Linked DNA regions of Homo sapiens: region 2 is linked to region 1. Evidence: chromatin loops called from intact Hi-C (ENCODE). Cell type or tissue: A673. All regions are shown on one strand. Links, peaks and the distances in the headings refer to the core of each region. The heading gives the core; the rest is flanking DNA. Region 1 has its middle 9.4 kb from the start of LINC01186. Region 2 has its middle 32 kb from the start of MIR222HG.

Region 1 (7,499 bases), core at 2,983-5,482:
AAAGGAAGAGGAAAGGAGCTCCCTTGTAGAAAAATTATATATTTACTGGAATTTAGTATAAATCTGAAGTGCATTCTAATACATTAAGATATGTATTCTAATCCCTAGACTAACCACTAAATTTTTTTAAAAACCCCTATGTAGCTTAAAAACCAGTAGAAGAATTAAGATGGTACATTAGAAAATATCCACTTACTACTAAAGAAGGCAGGAGAGAAAGAACAGAGGAATAAAAAACACATGAGACTTCCTGCTTCATGAGTGGGCTTTTGAACAGGAAGATAAGCACTCTTTCTTCCAACATTGGGCCTTTTTGAGTACGCATGAACATTTTTTTTTTTTTTGAGATGGAGTTTCACTCTTGTTGCCCAGGCTGGAGTGCAATGGCATGATCTTGGCTCACCACAACCTCCACCTCCCGGGTTCAAGTGATTCTCCTGCCTCAGCCTTCCGAGTAGCTGGGATTACAGGCATGCGCCACCACGCCCGGCTAATTTTGTATTTTTAGTAGAGACGGGGTTTCTCCATGTTGGTCAGGCTCGTCTCAAACTCCCAACCTCAGGTGATCTGCCCACCTCGGCCTCCCAAAGTGCTGGGATTACAGGTGTGAGCCACTGCGCCTGGCCGCATGAACATTCTTGAACACATGACAGGTTTATATTCCTTTGAGGTCTTTTGCCTGCTCTGATTGCCTTCTAACACCACTTACCCCAGAAATGTGTAGAGGCCCAGAGACCTTCCAGGTCCCCTGCCAGTCCAATCCTTGGCCTAAGCCTTCATAATTGGAAGATAAATTACATGCTCAGTATTCTCACTCATAGGTGGGAATTGAACAATGAGAACACATGGATACAGGAAGGAGATCATCACACTCTGGGGACTGTTATGGGGTGGGGGGAGGGGGGAGGGATAGCATTGGGAGATATACCTAATGCTAGAAGACGAGTTAGTGGGTGCAGCGCACCAGAATGGCACATGTATACATACGTAACTAACCTGCACATTGTGCACATGTACCCTAAAACTTAAAGTATAATGATAATAAAAAAAAAATTACATGCTCAGTTCTTAGCCAGTGGATCTCAGCATATTCTGTAGAAGTGCCCCCATGAGTTATTAATTGAAGCCCAAGCAAAGAAAATAATACATTAAAAAATTGTCTGCTATGTAGGCTGGCTACCATGGTAACCACCAATTTCTTCCAGATCTGAGCAATTTTAAATGCAAAGTGGGTTGAAAAAATCCATTTGTATTTACGGGACTCAAAGCTTCATGAAGGGTCACATGTGGTAGGTGCTACAGATTAACCACACAGCTAACACCGATGTCTCCATTTGTGAAACACCTTGCTCAATTGACTCCATCGTTCTTGGTATATCAGGCAGCCCTTGGTTCTCCCTCTTTCTGTAGACAATGGAGGCTATTTCTCCACAAAAGCCTTTGTTCACATTCCAGGGCTCTGCCCCGTGCCAGAATCCACTGTGTAGGCTCTGGCATGGGGTTTGATGTCATCAACAAGTTGATGAACCTCATGAAAATGCTCCCTTATCAGGCTAGTATCCTGACACACCTTGGGAAGGGAAGGGGTACAAGAACATGTCCTTTCAAATGTATTTGTATTTTTCTAAAGTACTTGTTATAAATGCACCAAAATGTCAGTGGATATAGCTGTCATAAAATATTCTTAAGACTCAGAGTAATAAATCATGGATATGTAGAAACAGAAGAAGTGCCTGTATAGTGTCTTCAAATAATCAAGGCCAAAATCACATGTTTCCTTAAATACCACACACTCGATGGTTGTATATCATAGGTACCAAGTTTTACTTAATTATTGGAATGGTACAAAGATTCTGGAGTCAGACTACCTAGTTCAGTCTACAGCTCTTCTGCAACTGCTTATGTGACCTTGGACAAGCTTCTTGGCTTTTTAGCTTTTTTTTTTTTTTTTTTTGGAAACAGGGTCTTGCTCTGTCACCCAGGCTGGAGTGCAGTGGCTCAATCACAGCTCACTGCAGCCTCAAATTCCCAGGCTCATGTTATCCTATCAACTCAGCCTCCTGAATAGCTTGGAACTACAGGCATATGGAACCATACTCGGCTAATTTTTTAAACATTTTTTTGTAGAAACACGGTCTCACTATGTTGTCCAGGTTGGCCTCAGACTACTGGGCTCTAGCCATCCTCCTGCCTCAGCCTCCCAAACTGCTGGGATTACAGGCATAAACCACTGCACCTGGCCCTTTTTCAGCTTTAGTCTCCTCATCTGCACTTACTTCATAGGGTTGTGAGGATTAAGCAGGGTTAAGCGCACAGCACCTGGCATATAGAGTAAGATGCAGTACAATGTATCTTGGTAAATAAATATAAAGCCAGAGGGCTGTGAGAGCAAAGAGGAGTCTCAGACACTTCTGAAAGGTTTCCTACAAGATTTGCTGGAATCTCCATGGTGGGGGGAAAAGAGAAACCTGGGACCAGAAGGACCAATAAAAGAAAGGTAGAGAGACAGCTAGGAAAAGCATTATGGAAGCACTTCCTCACTAGACGGTGAGCATGAGGAAGGTGGTGAGCATGAGGAAGGTGGTAAGCAGGCGTGATTTACATCTGTATCTCCTGAGCCCATCTGAGTGCCTAAGTATAGTGAAATTAAGTAGAAATCTATTGAACTAAAAGGATCTGGAAGCCTCCCAGAACTGGAATCAATGCAAAGGAAAACAGAACAATTCTCTTCCTGATCACCAGGCTGAGGCTGGGAACAGTTAGTCACAATCACAGGTATTGTTAGGGTCATTTATGAGGTGAGTCATAAGTAATTTGTTAACAATAACAAAGCGTGGAAGTGTCCCAATGATGTGCTCCTTCACAGATTAGAGCAGATTCAAGGTTATCACTATAGCAATGATGTAGCCCAATATGCTTTGTTGAGTGAGTTTGCTCCTGAGAGTGTGTTGCACACATTTGCATACTGATTGCAATGTAGATCAAGGCAAACAAGAAAAAATAAAAACAAATGAAAGTCAACTGATTCAGGCTAGAGAAGTATTGGACCTCTTCTGATTTTCACTGTGAGCGAGAAGTCAGTTCGCTGGCTCCATCTTTCCTCCCATGACCCACAGTAGGAACAGATCGGGGGAGGAGGGCAATGCTGCCTTTATTTATAGGAAGCAGCAGAGAAATCCTTTTTAAATGATTTATTTTAATAATGTAAAAAGTGAAACCATATAATTTGTATTTTCTTAGCACTTTGTGGATTATAAATATTCTCACATGCCTTATCACTTAGATGATCAGTTTGGCTTATGTGAAAGACCTGCAGTTGAAGGCTGACTTAGCAAGGATGTCATCTAAATGGGATCTGAGGGTTGGAGTCTTTATCCATGGAATACAAACCAGCCTGTGTTAGGAATTATGTAATCCATACTTTCCCAAAAGCACACCTCACACCCAATGCATCTTTAAAAAAAAAAAAAGGTTGGAAGTGAAGGGGATCAGGATATGCCACCATAAAATATGCTATTTCGGCATAAGGATTATTTTGAGCTGAAAGCAATTGAGAATCAACTGGTGCTGCAAAAGTTCTCTGCCTCCCTTTTGTCTGCATAAAAGTAGGGCATAAATTTATCATGAAAAAGGTGCCCTCCCTTTATCAGGAAGAGAAGCATAACTCTTATCACTGAAGATGGGGAGTTGATGCTGAGATCAGTCTGCATAAACAGAATTTACTAAAATAATCCTTCTCTTCTATTAGTTCCCCCCATATATTTCCTAGTGACTTTCCCACAATTTATCACCCCTAGAAGCTCCAACTCTCTTTGCTTTTTCTAGCCACTTTCTCACAATTTATTGCCCTTCATAAAAATGATATATAAGCCCTCATTATAACCACTTCTTTGAGACTTCTTTTCTGCGAACAGTCATGTACATAAAAATACTAAATAAAAACTGTACCTTTTCTCCCGCTAATTTGTCTTTTGTCAGTTTAATTTGCAAGTCCCAGGTATTGAACCTAAGACGATAAAGGAAACGTTTTTTCTTCCACAACAGAAGGAAGGGATGGAGGAAGGAAAGGACTGAGGGAGAGAGGGAGGGAGCAAAGGAGGAAGGGAGCGAGGGAGGGAGGGAGAGAGGAAGGAAGGAAGGAAGGAAGGAAGGAAGGAAGGAAGGAAGGAAGGAAGGAAGGAAGGAAGGAAGGAAAATGTTTTTCTTTTATTTGTCTGACACTCAAGCAACTTTGGGATTGTATCTCTTGGCTTCCAGTTTGTCCTCCAGTCTCACAAGGCAGATAATAGCAGGAAGGCCTAGATGCTGACCATGGAAACCTGAAATACATAGTTGAGGGCATATCACTTTCTCTCCAGAACCAAAGCCTTTACCCTGTTCTCCCACAAAGCCTCCTAGAGTCCACATCAGCCCCACATCAGCACTCAGTAGAGACTGGCTCTAAATCTCTCATCACCGTGGGTTGTCACACCTAGATAAGTCCTGTGATTTAAACAGTGACCTTTTCAAATGGCTTTGCCACTTAATTACACAGACTGTACACTTATGAGTAAAAAGAAACATACCTCCACGTACAATCACTGAGACAGACAAGGTAGAATTCTTTATTTATTATTATTTCAGGATTTTGATGTGATTGTTTGGTATCTGCTAGACTCAATGGACATGTAACTTCACAACTGAAGACTTCTTTTACTTCATTTCACACCCCGCAACATGCCAGTTATTTTTCTAAAATACAAATCTTTTTATGTCATTCACCAACTCAAAATTCTTCGGTGGTTAATTCCCCCATTGTCTATAGAGAAAAATTATAATTCTTTAGCTTGACATACAAATCCCTTTCAATATTTGAATCCTGCCAAATTTGTAGCCACAACTACCAATAGTCTACTCCTCCCCATCCCCCACAATAACATATTAACTCCAGTCATATCATATTAGTTCTGATTCCCTGAAAAACACCATGATTTTAAGGTAGAAGTCTTTATTCCCATTTTAGTGAATGTGATTCACTCCAATACCTTCATCCCCTAACAGGACTGTAAACATCTTGAGGCCTTTGATCATGTCTTTTTGCATTCTTTGCAATGCCTTGGCTAGAGCTAGACACATAATGACAAATGTTAAATGGTTACCTATAGAAACATTGGCCTCCCTTGGTTTTATTAAATTCTTGCTACCAAGTTTTTGGTGCTGTTATTGTTTTTTTGGGCTATTTCTCTGCCTGAGTGCTATCCTTCTATGAGGACACCCCAAATGGAAGTATACTATGGGTAACTATTTTAAAAATAAACAAATCAGCAAAGTAAAACCCAGGCAGGCTGAAGCCAAATGTATCACTTCTTGCACATGCTAATGGGTGGCATGGGGCACCGTTTGCAAGAGACAGTTACAAAGTTCTAACTTACTTATCTAGTAATGTATTTACAATGAATCCTTTGTAGCAACAGATCAAAGAACAGCATTTATTAACCTATATCTGTATTTGATTGTACAGCAAATTAGCACAAACACACACCCAGAGATCAGCTTCAATTTCCTCATGCAACACTGGCTCTCTAAAGAGAAATAAATTTTCTGACCCAGAACAAAGTTTTGGAAAGACAAATTTTTGAAAAACAAGCATTTATAACGGCATTTATAATGTTAATGGGGTTCAACTTGAAAAATTACCCAATTGGCTCATGAGAAAACATACTTCTTTAATAAACTGCTATGAGTGGGAGTGGGCAGGAGTTGGGGAGAGAAACAGTGGAAGTAGTGAGAGCATGATAAGTGAAGCAAAGAAGAAGACGTGTGTGTGTGTGTGTGTGTGTGTGTGTGTGTGTGTGTGTGTGTGTGTGTGTAGACCTGTACACAAAACCTCCATTATTTTTATGCTTTCATTTCTACACAGCCAGATAATGTCAGGTAAAAGTATAACTTATGACTCAGTCAGAGCAATGCTTTTGCTTTGATATATCGATGTTGGCTGAGTCAAGTAAGGGTGGAGATGGCAAGAGAAAGATAATAAGTAGCAAATATATGTGTTCAGCGGAAAGACAAAGCTCTCACTTTGAAGAGCTGAGTTCAGAGGTTTCAAAGGGCACACAGGAAATGCTCCAACAGCATAAACTGGGCCCCAAGCGCCATTCCAGCCAACTTTCAGCCCTCCACATGGCTTTATCTGATCTCATGATTCTCTGTCTCCAGAACCAAAGTACCCACAAAGAAGAATGGCTTTGTGATAAAAATCAGATCAGGGCTTCGATCACTTTTATGATCACTAGAGACCTGGAGGTATAGAGATGAGAAGGTAAAAGGCAGACAGTCAGACTATGGTGGGTTCCCCTGAGTTATGGGGAAAGTTATAAATTATTTACTAAGGCACACACAGTGCCTGTTTTTATGACGAATATAATAGCCTGAATACCAAAAGAAAAACTAAATTGAGCTCTGAATCAGGTCTGAAAAACATTACAAACCCATCTCTATCTTTCAAAACTATATACAAGACAGCATTTTGGTAATTTGATGTATGTAAACTGAGCCTCAGTTACCCACTTGGGCCAAAAAAGGAGAAAAACAGGCATTTAGGGCTTGCCGTTTTCCTCTTTGAGGTTAAAAAAAAGTCACCAATATGAAGTAATTAGAAATTAAGTCCAGGAGACCAAATTATGAGTTCTACTATTTTCCCAACATAAAACGCCATCCGCAGAGCAGAAAGATGAAATTTCATAGAAAGTCTTCAAAGAGGAAAAGCAATGGTCTTTTCCCTCTGCTACTCTGTAGTTTGTCCTCATCTTGTGGGAATTGGGGCCCATGGTTAGGAGAAAAGAGTGTGTACTTTCAGTATAATAGCAAAACAGTTACAGTCAAAGACATTGTGTGGGAGAAGAGTATATGCTAGATTTACATCAGATTTGAGAATCAGGTACCACTGGTTAACATGGAAGGTTTCACAGAAAATTGTTTATGTCAGAGGAGATGGTGCCCAAGATTTCAAACATCTGGCTATATAAACATCCATGGGGAATCAGTATAGACATCACAGATAATTCATGGGAGGTAGTTTGTACTCATAATTGGATATTTTCACAAATGTTTTCTTAAGAAAAACCATAGAAAATGAAGTTGGCCTTAGAATAACTGAACACTCTGATAAGCAATATACCCCCAGAAATGTTCCAGACTTTTGCTGCTTTACTCCTATCTCTTTAACAAGTGGAAAAACTCTTCTTCTTTACAACCTATGTCTGTATCTGGTACTGCAACACTCAAAATATCCACTTTATTGAGAGGCTACTGATCATAAAGAAAGAAAAAAAATGTAGATAGCAATGCTGTGGTTTATCACATGCTGCACAGAACCAATGTGAACTTCCCTTTTTTGATTCATAGAATTCTATGTATTCATAAAATTCAAACAATAAACATGGCTCCTCTAATGATTTCTCTCTTTGCTTGATTTCACTGGGAGACTAGCCTAGTGCCTCCCTCTGATAGCTCAGGAGTCC
Region 2 (7,499 bases), core at 1,877-4,376, 520 kb before region 1:
AATAATCAATCCTGCTAAACATTAATGTGAAAATGATCTCTTAGAAATCCAATCTCCAATAAACATGTCAACAGAAAGTTTTAGAAGTATATAGCTGAACAGGCAAATTATTTCTCCCATTTCCTTCGGAATGTTTTCACATTGCTCTTACAGTTCGGTTCATGAGATGTAATATGATCTAGTACACTGTGTAAATGGATTCATTTGGAAAGTCTCCTTTCATTCACAGGTCTGAAAAATGCTTGCTTGCTGCGTTCCAAAGGAGGCCATTTTATAATCAGTAGTTTTTATAAGATTTACTTTGCGTGCTTCTCATGTGATTAGACACTGGCAAGGTCAGCCCTGGTGTGGGGAACAACTGAGCATTAGCAAAATGCTCTTGCTTGAACGCTCACAAGCCTACAATGATCTGTTCTTAGCCCTCAGTTATTACCTTCCCAAGGCATCCATTAAGTTTCAAGTATTTTACCCGAAAGGAGTAATAAGTTAACAGCCACAAATGCATGTCTAAATGCTACATGCAAGTTTACTTCTGTCAGTAAAGAGAGCACAGGGTGGGAGGACACCTAAAGCTCCCCATGACCCAGTGGGGTTGCCTGAGTGGTAAGGAAAGGAAAAAAAGGGGAGAGGAGGGAGAGACAGTGAGAAGAGAGAGAAGCGTGACAGGGAGAGAAAAGGAGAAGCAGGGAAAGAGGGAGGAGGGAGAGAGGGAGAGGGACACAGGGAGAGTCTGGGGAAGGAGGGAGAGAGAGAGAGGAGGGTTCCTAATAGTAGGTGAGAAACTTAAAAAGACACTAAATTTCTCTGCTTCCCTACGTGGCCTTAAAGGCAGGTAATTCCATGTTTGCTTTCACTTTCAAACAACTTTACCTATGCATATAGGTGAAGCCTAAAATTAAAATGAATTGATAAAAAAAATTGAGAGGGCCCAATTACACAATCGATGGAAAAGCAACACGTTTATACCTCCCAGTCAGGAAGAGCATTCTGAGAAAGGAGACTTGCCAGCTTCCAAAGGCACTCAGCCTTGACAGCTTGGCTACTTCACGGGCTGACTGCAGCTCAAACACCTGTTGGTATCTTGGAGCCACAGCACATCCATCCTTCCCTCACGCCAACATCAACCTGATGGTGAGCTTTCTGAGTAAGGTGTCTTTGTTGGTTGGTTGAGGCCTTCACGTCCTTCTTAGTTTGGGAGGCACTTGCATTTCATATAGCATCACCACATCTATCGGAGTTGATTTGGGGAAGGTGGGTGTGGAGCAGTGATAAAGGAAAACGTTACATCTCTGTGGAAATTCCAGGCCTTTCCACTTCTTTCAGGTACACCAGAGTTCACTGTGGTCATTATATTCAGAAGACTCACACAGTGCAAAAGGCAGTATTTTGGGGAATGAAGCCATAAACCAGTAAAATAAGCCTCAGACTGTTTCCCCAATTTATTATTCTCATTATTCTCATCTCCCATACACAGTATGTTACATGGGGTGCAACAAAACCAAGAAGTTGTTTAAGGATCAAAAATCACTTCTATTTTTAAAAAATAACTTGTAATAGAAATATTTTTGCAATATTTAAGGCAGTAAAAATTTAGCACTCTTAGATAGCCCAAACTGTTACTTTAAAAACCAGATAAATATATATGATGCTTAAATGTGGCAAATATTTTGAAAACATTGACTAGTATTTAAGATATCAATTTTAAAGAATAAAATATTTGATTCATTAATTTGTCTTTTGTTTTAAAACTCAGTTACTGTCATAATAAAAAAAGTTGGCAAAATAAGGTTCACTTTTCAATTGCTTTGTAATTTGTCGTCCTTTTTCCTACCTCCCAGTGTGTGAGAGACAGCTACACAAGTTAAGGCAAAATATAAAACTCCCCTATGGCTCAATTTCCTTTTAAGTAACATGAGGAAATTGTCAATGATTTGTTTCTGCCCCTCATAACTTTTGAGAATAAGTAAAACTTATAAAGTACTTTGCAAATACAAAAAGCTGTTTTAAAAGATGGGGCAGGGGATGGACAAGCAGAATAAATATTTCTAGGTCAAAATTCTTATTTCATAACTACCTTTTAATTTTCTAAGTCTCCTGTATTTTCAAAATGTATTTTATAACAGCCACAATCCCTAGAGAAGCATTTTTAGTAAACACTCTTTGAACTGAGGAAGAACTGTCTCAGATTTGCAGCCTAAGGAGACACGATGACTAAAAACACTGTGGGATCCTGGATGGGATCCTGGAACAGAAAAAGGACATAAGTGGAAAAACTGGTGAAATCCAAATAAAGTCTGCAGTTTAGTTAGTAGTTCTGTACCAATGTTAATTTCCTGGCCTTGATAAGTATACCACGGTTAACAGAGAAAGCTGGGCAAAGGGTATATGGGAACTCTCTGTACTATATTTACAATTTTTTTTTTTTTTTTTTTTTTTGAGACAGAGTTTTGCTCTTGTTGCCCAGGCTGGAGTGCAATGACGCGATCTCAGCTCACCACAACCTCCGCCTCCCGAGTTCAAGCGATTCTCCTGCCTCAGCGCCCCCCCCCGAGTAGCTGAGATTACAGGCATGCGCCACCATGCCCAGAGGCTAATTTTGTATTTTTAGTAGAGACGGGGTTTCTCCATGTTGGTCAGGCTGGTCACGAAATCCCGACCTCTGGTGATCCACCCGCTTCGGCCTCCCAAAGTGCTGAGATTACAGGCATGAGCCACCGCACCCAGCCTATTTTTACAATTCTTCTGCAAATTTAAAATTAGTTCAAAATCAATAGTTTTTAAAAATCATTCTTTGAGTAAGAAAATCAATTGTTACATGTTTTATTAAGAACCTAACTCTTGGCCAGGCATGGTGGCTCATGCCTGTAATCCAAACACTTTGGGAGGCCGAGTCAGGAAGATCGCCTGGAGCCCAGGAGTTCAAGACCAGCCTGGGCAATGTGGCAAGACCCTGTCTCCGTAACGAGGGGAAAAAAAAGAACCTAAATCTAAATTAGTGTGTACTGTAATACATTATAGTGAAATGTTTCCACTAGATGGCACTCTGTTTTCTTCAGTGACCAGAGACACCTCTTCACACTTCTAGTATCCATCACCTGATAGAAATATTTCTTGAGCTTATTTTATAGCTCCAGTGGGCACACGTCTTTGTATAATTTATTCCGTGATTTGAGTCAAAAATATTGTTTGCTTTATTTTCTTAAAATGCCTTCTTTCAGGTTTCAAGCCTCACTATCATTCCAGAATTTTAAGACAAGGTTTGTGAATCCAGTCATTCAACATATTCAGTAAGCCATTACTTTGTGCCACTATTATCTCTACAGTCTGAGGAAACCCATTCTCTTTAGCATTGACCAACATAAAAACTGTCCATCCTCCTACACATTTGCAAACTGCATAAGATTCAAAGAGTAACTCTGAGCAAGGAGGAAACAAATGCTTTCCACCTTGTTTGCATGACTCTTTGATGATGCTGGACACCCCACTGATTTTTACTGCTTAAACAAAGGGTTAGCTATTCAAGAATAACTTCTAGCTTCCTTTTGTATGTCAAAGCTGAAAACCAAAGTTCTTTTTTAAATTAAAACCAAATAGCTAGGAGTTCACCAGTTCCAATGAGGTTCGGCTTCTGCACTCCAATCATATTTATTAATATCTATAGCATTTCCTGGTCCATTCAATAACCTCCTTAATAAAACATTTCTGTTGTCCATACTCCTCAGCTCATCACTGCTCTCTGCTGAAAAGCTCCAATAAACCCAAGACTCTAAGTTCCATCCAGTACTGAAGTTTCATTTTAGGAAAGGTATTTCAAACTTTGCTAATATGAGTTTTTTTTAAAGAAAAAACAAACTCATTCGGGGGCTTACATGTCAAAATGAAAATAGAGTCATGCTGTTTATTAACCAGTTTCCAAAGTGCTAAACCTAGATGAGATTGGAAAACTTTCAATCTCTGACTTTACAGAATAAACGCTTATAATACTTCAGAATGAATTGGAAATAGTGATTCTGCATAAGAGAGACGATACTTGTAATATGTGGCACTAGCCAAAACCAAAAGACACAAAAACAGGAGACACCCTCAATTTGGATTGAGGTGTCCTGCAAAGGCTTGAGGCAATTCTTATACCAAACGTCCATATAAATCCCTCTGAATTCATTTTTCATTTATATACACCAACAAAAACGCTGAAGAGTAGAATACAATAACCAAATTGGATTTTAAAAGTTATTTCCTTTTAAAATAAGCAATCTGCTCTAATTGTGAAAGCAAAACTCTTAGATAAAATTTTTCCTAAATACAAAAAATGTTTCCTAAATACAACACTAAGCTCTACAGGATGGTTTCTCTGGACCCCTTGCCCAGGGTCAAGTGAAGTTAGGAAAATGGAGTTTCAAGGAAAATAACATTTACAAAATATTTTCAAGAAGAATGAAAACAAAACATTCTCTGATCAACACACAGATAATAGAAAATTCCACAACAGACTATCCTGTCCTTGTACATTTTGATTGGTTGTATGTTTGCTCTATTTATAAATAATGTTATGATCTTTCATTTTAAAAAGATAGCATCTATGTTTACGAAAAAGATGGTTGGTCAGTTCTTGTACTTTTTTATACCATGATAAGAAAAAAAAAAAAACCCCTAAGAAGAAAAAGTCAAACAAACCTTTTATGGTTTCAGTTCACAGACATTACTGCCAACCTTGTTTTAATCAACTGGTTGCTCTTGCTTACTGGACATCTATGGTATTTCTTCAATGCAAAACAACGAGCAAGCTCATCTGCCAAGAACTCCCCCCAGGAGGCCAGTGGAAAAGAAGCCATACTTGTAAGAATTCTAAAGGAAACAAGAACTTTGTAAGGGTAAACGGAGTTACTTCCGAATTTCCCTAAGGGAATCCTTATTGTGACCACTTCAGCTGCCTTTTGTATTAAAGCAACCTTTAAATAGCTCTCCTTCTACTTATATTCCTCCTAAATTCACTATTGTTACTCATTATGAGTTCACCAATATTAGTCAGCACAAGTCAGTTAGTCACCATATTTTTTAAACCACCAAGCCCACCCACCCCAACCAACTTCTGGTTTTCCCTTCCCTTCGGTATTTTGCAACATTTGAGAAGATGAGTAACTATACCCAAGAAATGCTGCTGGGCTTCTTCTGTTTGCTTGTGGTCTAAACAGTGACCATATCTCCATTAAAAAAAGGAATGCAACTCTTCACAACTCTTTCCAGCCACTTTCTTCTCTCGTGAGAAGGTAATACCTGGGATTTAGGGAGTTACCTTCAGATTAAAAATTTATTCCGCATATTTTGCTTGGCCATCATTTCTCTTAAACTTATTTAGTAACAGGTCACACAGTCAAATTCATTTCTTTATCCAAACAATAAATAGGCAAATGGGCACCATTCTTTCTTTTGAAAGACCCTAGTCTATGGTTTCTGTCAATCACAAATAAGAAATGAAAAATGATCCTGGAAACTATGGCCTGTGTTGGCCTTCAAACTTATCTGTCAATTGAGGTCCTACACAAACAGCCCCAACATATCTTCTCTATCTGGCAAGACTTTCACAAATCCGCCATCACTATAACATGCTTGCTGGATTGAAAGAAAAAGCCTCCTTGCTCTGGGCAATTCACAGGGGCCTTGAAAGTTCCCCTGCCCCTCTGTCCATCCATCCCCAACCACCTGAAACCAAAGGCTCCTCGAGAAACAGAACTGGAAATGGAAATGGAAATGGAAAACTTCCCTAACCACCGTGACTACCAGCCACTTCCTGCTCTCTGGACTCACAGTGCACTGACATCTCATCCTTCCTAACCCACCATGTACCCACATCTTCCCTTCCCTACTCAACAGTTTGCTCCTTCCAGAGATTCTACCCTGAAGTTTCTCTGTTTTACCCACAACACCTGGCATTTGGATGAACATACTAAATGTCTGCAAAGCCAAACCTCCTTCATTTTTTAAAGGTAGGACATCCGAGACCCAGGGCAAATTCTTGTCCTACCCATGTGTGGGTTTCATTCAAGCAACCTGGAATAGCAGTGGTGTATAACTAAAATAAATAGCACAAAGGAGAATTCCCCCAGAGAACCAGTAATCACCATCTGCACCTCCTAATGAGCATGACAAATGTGTCCCTCACAATACTAAGGTAATCTGCCACTTCATAGGGACCTTTTCTTCCACATGGACAAATGCCACCATGAATTGCCATGGAATTGTCTATTTGGCCTTTACAGAGTGGCTGCATTGAACTAAGAGAGGGGTTTTGCTTGCTATGCAACATTGGGTGTAGACTTTCTCCTTGAATTTCTTATGAAAAGGAAAGATGGAAGAAAGTGGTTGTCAACATGCAAAAGTTTTTTAACTAGCCATTCACATTGGAATATGGAAAAAATCTTCACCTATTAATTGCTATACTTTCTCTCTCTTGTGTGTGTGTGAGGAGGGAGGAGGTGAGAGAACCAAGAGAAGAGCCAGGAACGATAAGGGAACAAACTTCATATTAGAGTAAACGTGATTTTTCCAATACGCTCATAGTATGCTATCATTCCCAATTACCTTCCCAACTGCACTTCTCATATAATGTATTTGGGAGGCCGAGGCAGGCAGATCACTTGAATCAGGAGTTCAAGACCAGCCCGGCCAACATGGTGAAACTCCGTCTCTACCAAAACTATAAAAATTAGCTGGGCATGGTGGCAGGTGCCTGTAATCCCAGCTACTCGGGAGGCTGAGGCAGGAGAATCGCTTGAACCCGGGAGGCAGATGCTGCAGTGAGCCAAGATCACGCACCGTACTCCAGCCTGGGTGACAGAGTGAGACTCTGCCACAAAAAAAAAAAAAAAAAAAAAAAATACCAGTACTTTGGGAGGCTGAGGAGGGAGGATCGCTTGAGGCCAGGAGCTCAAGACCAGCCTGGGCAACATAACAAGACTCCATCTCTATTAAAAAAAAATTATATATATCTCCATACCATAAGTATTTTGAATGAGAAAAATTAATTATGTATCATTATTTGTTATAAAGTATTAATTTTTTTAAACTTTATTTTTTAGGTGGTAGGCATATGTGTTCACTGTAAAATCTTTCAACTTTGCTGTAGACTTGAAGATGTTCATAAAAAATAGGAGGAAAAACTTATTTTTTGAAGTCGTATACACACAAAAATAGGGATTGTCAAAAGTCTCTTTAAAGTATTTCTCCATGTCTCCAAATTGGCCTCAACAAAGCAAGGAGTCCTTGGCTTCCACCTGCCTTCCAAAGGGATCCCTCACTTTGGGGAAAAGATTTGCCAAGGCCCTCACCTGACACACACCTGAGAAACAGCTGACTGCCCTGACAGTTGGCAGGGCTTAAGCGTGCAACTCCTCCCCAGCATTCTGTAGTGTAAAGGACAGGACCAGCTGTCACTGCTGTAAAATGGTGCACCTGGTCCTCCCTCTGCATCCCATACTCAACTCAAGTGCGTCCGAGGGTCT

Evidence for each region. Peaks named below come from ENCODE experiments on the same cell type or tissue, not always from the same donor. Only the 100,000 strongest peaks of a DNase experiment are listed, where the experiment ranks them.
Region 2: it touches region 1 in a loop (6-fold over the local background); 6 of 110 quality-filtered maps call a loop at or near these places.

What each region holds. Positions count from the first base shown.
Region 1 is chrX:46,314,544-46,322,042 of GRCh38, forward strand. No RefSeq gene overlaps it. Among named protein-coding and RNA genes, the nearest start is that of LINC01186, 9.4 kb to the right of the region's middle. In A673, for the core only: no CTCF peak of the experiment used is centred there; a DNase peak (open chromatin) is centred at 4,208; H3K27ac peaks cover 2,455 bases.
Region 2 is chrX:45,798,709-45,806,207 of GRCh38, forward strand. No RefSeq gene overlaps it. Among named protein-coding and RNA genes, the nearest start is that of MIR222HG, 32 kb to the left of the region's middle. RefSeq lists enhancers at 3,172-3,750, 4,413-5,612. In A673, for the core only: a CTCF peak has its summit at 3,040 (motif pointing right); a DNase peak (open chromatin) is centred at 3,033; H3K27ac peaks cover 953 bases.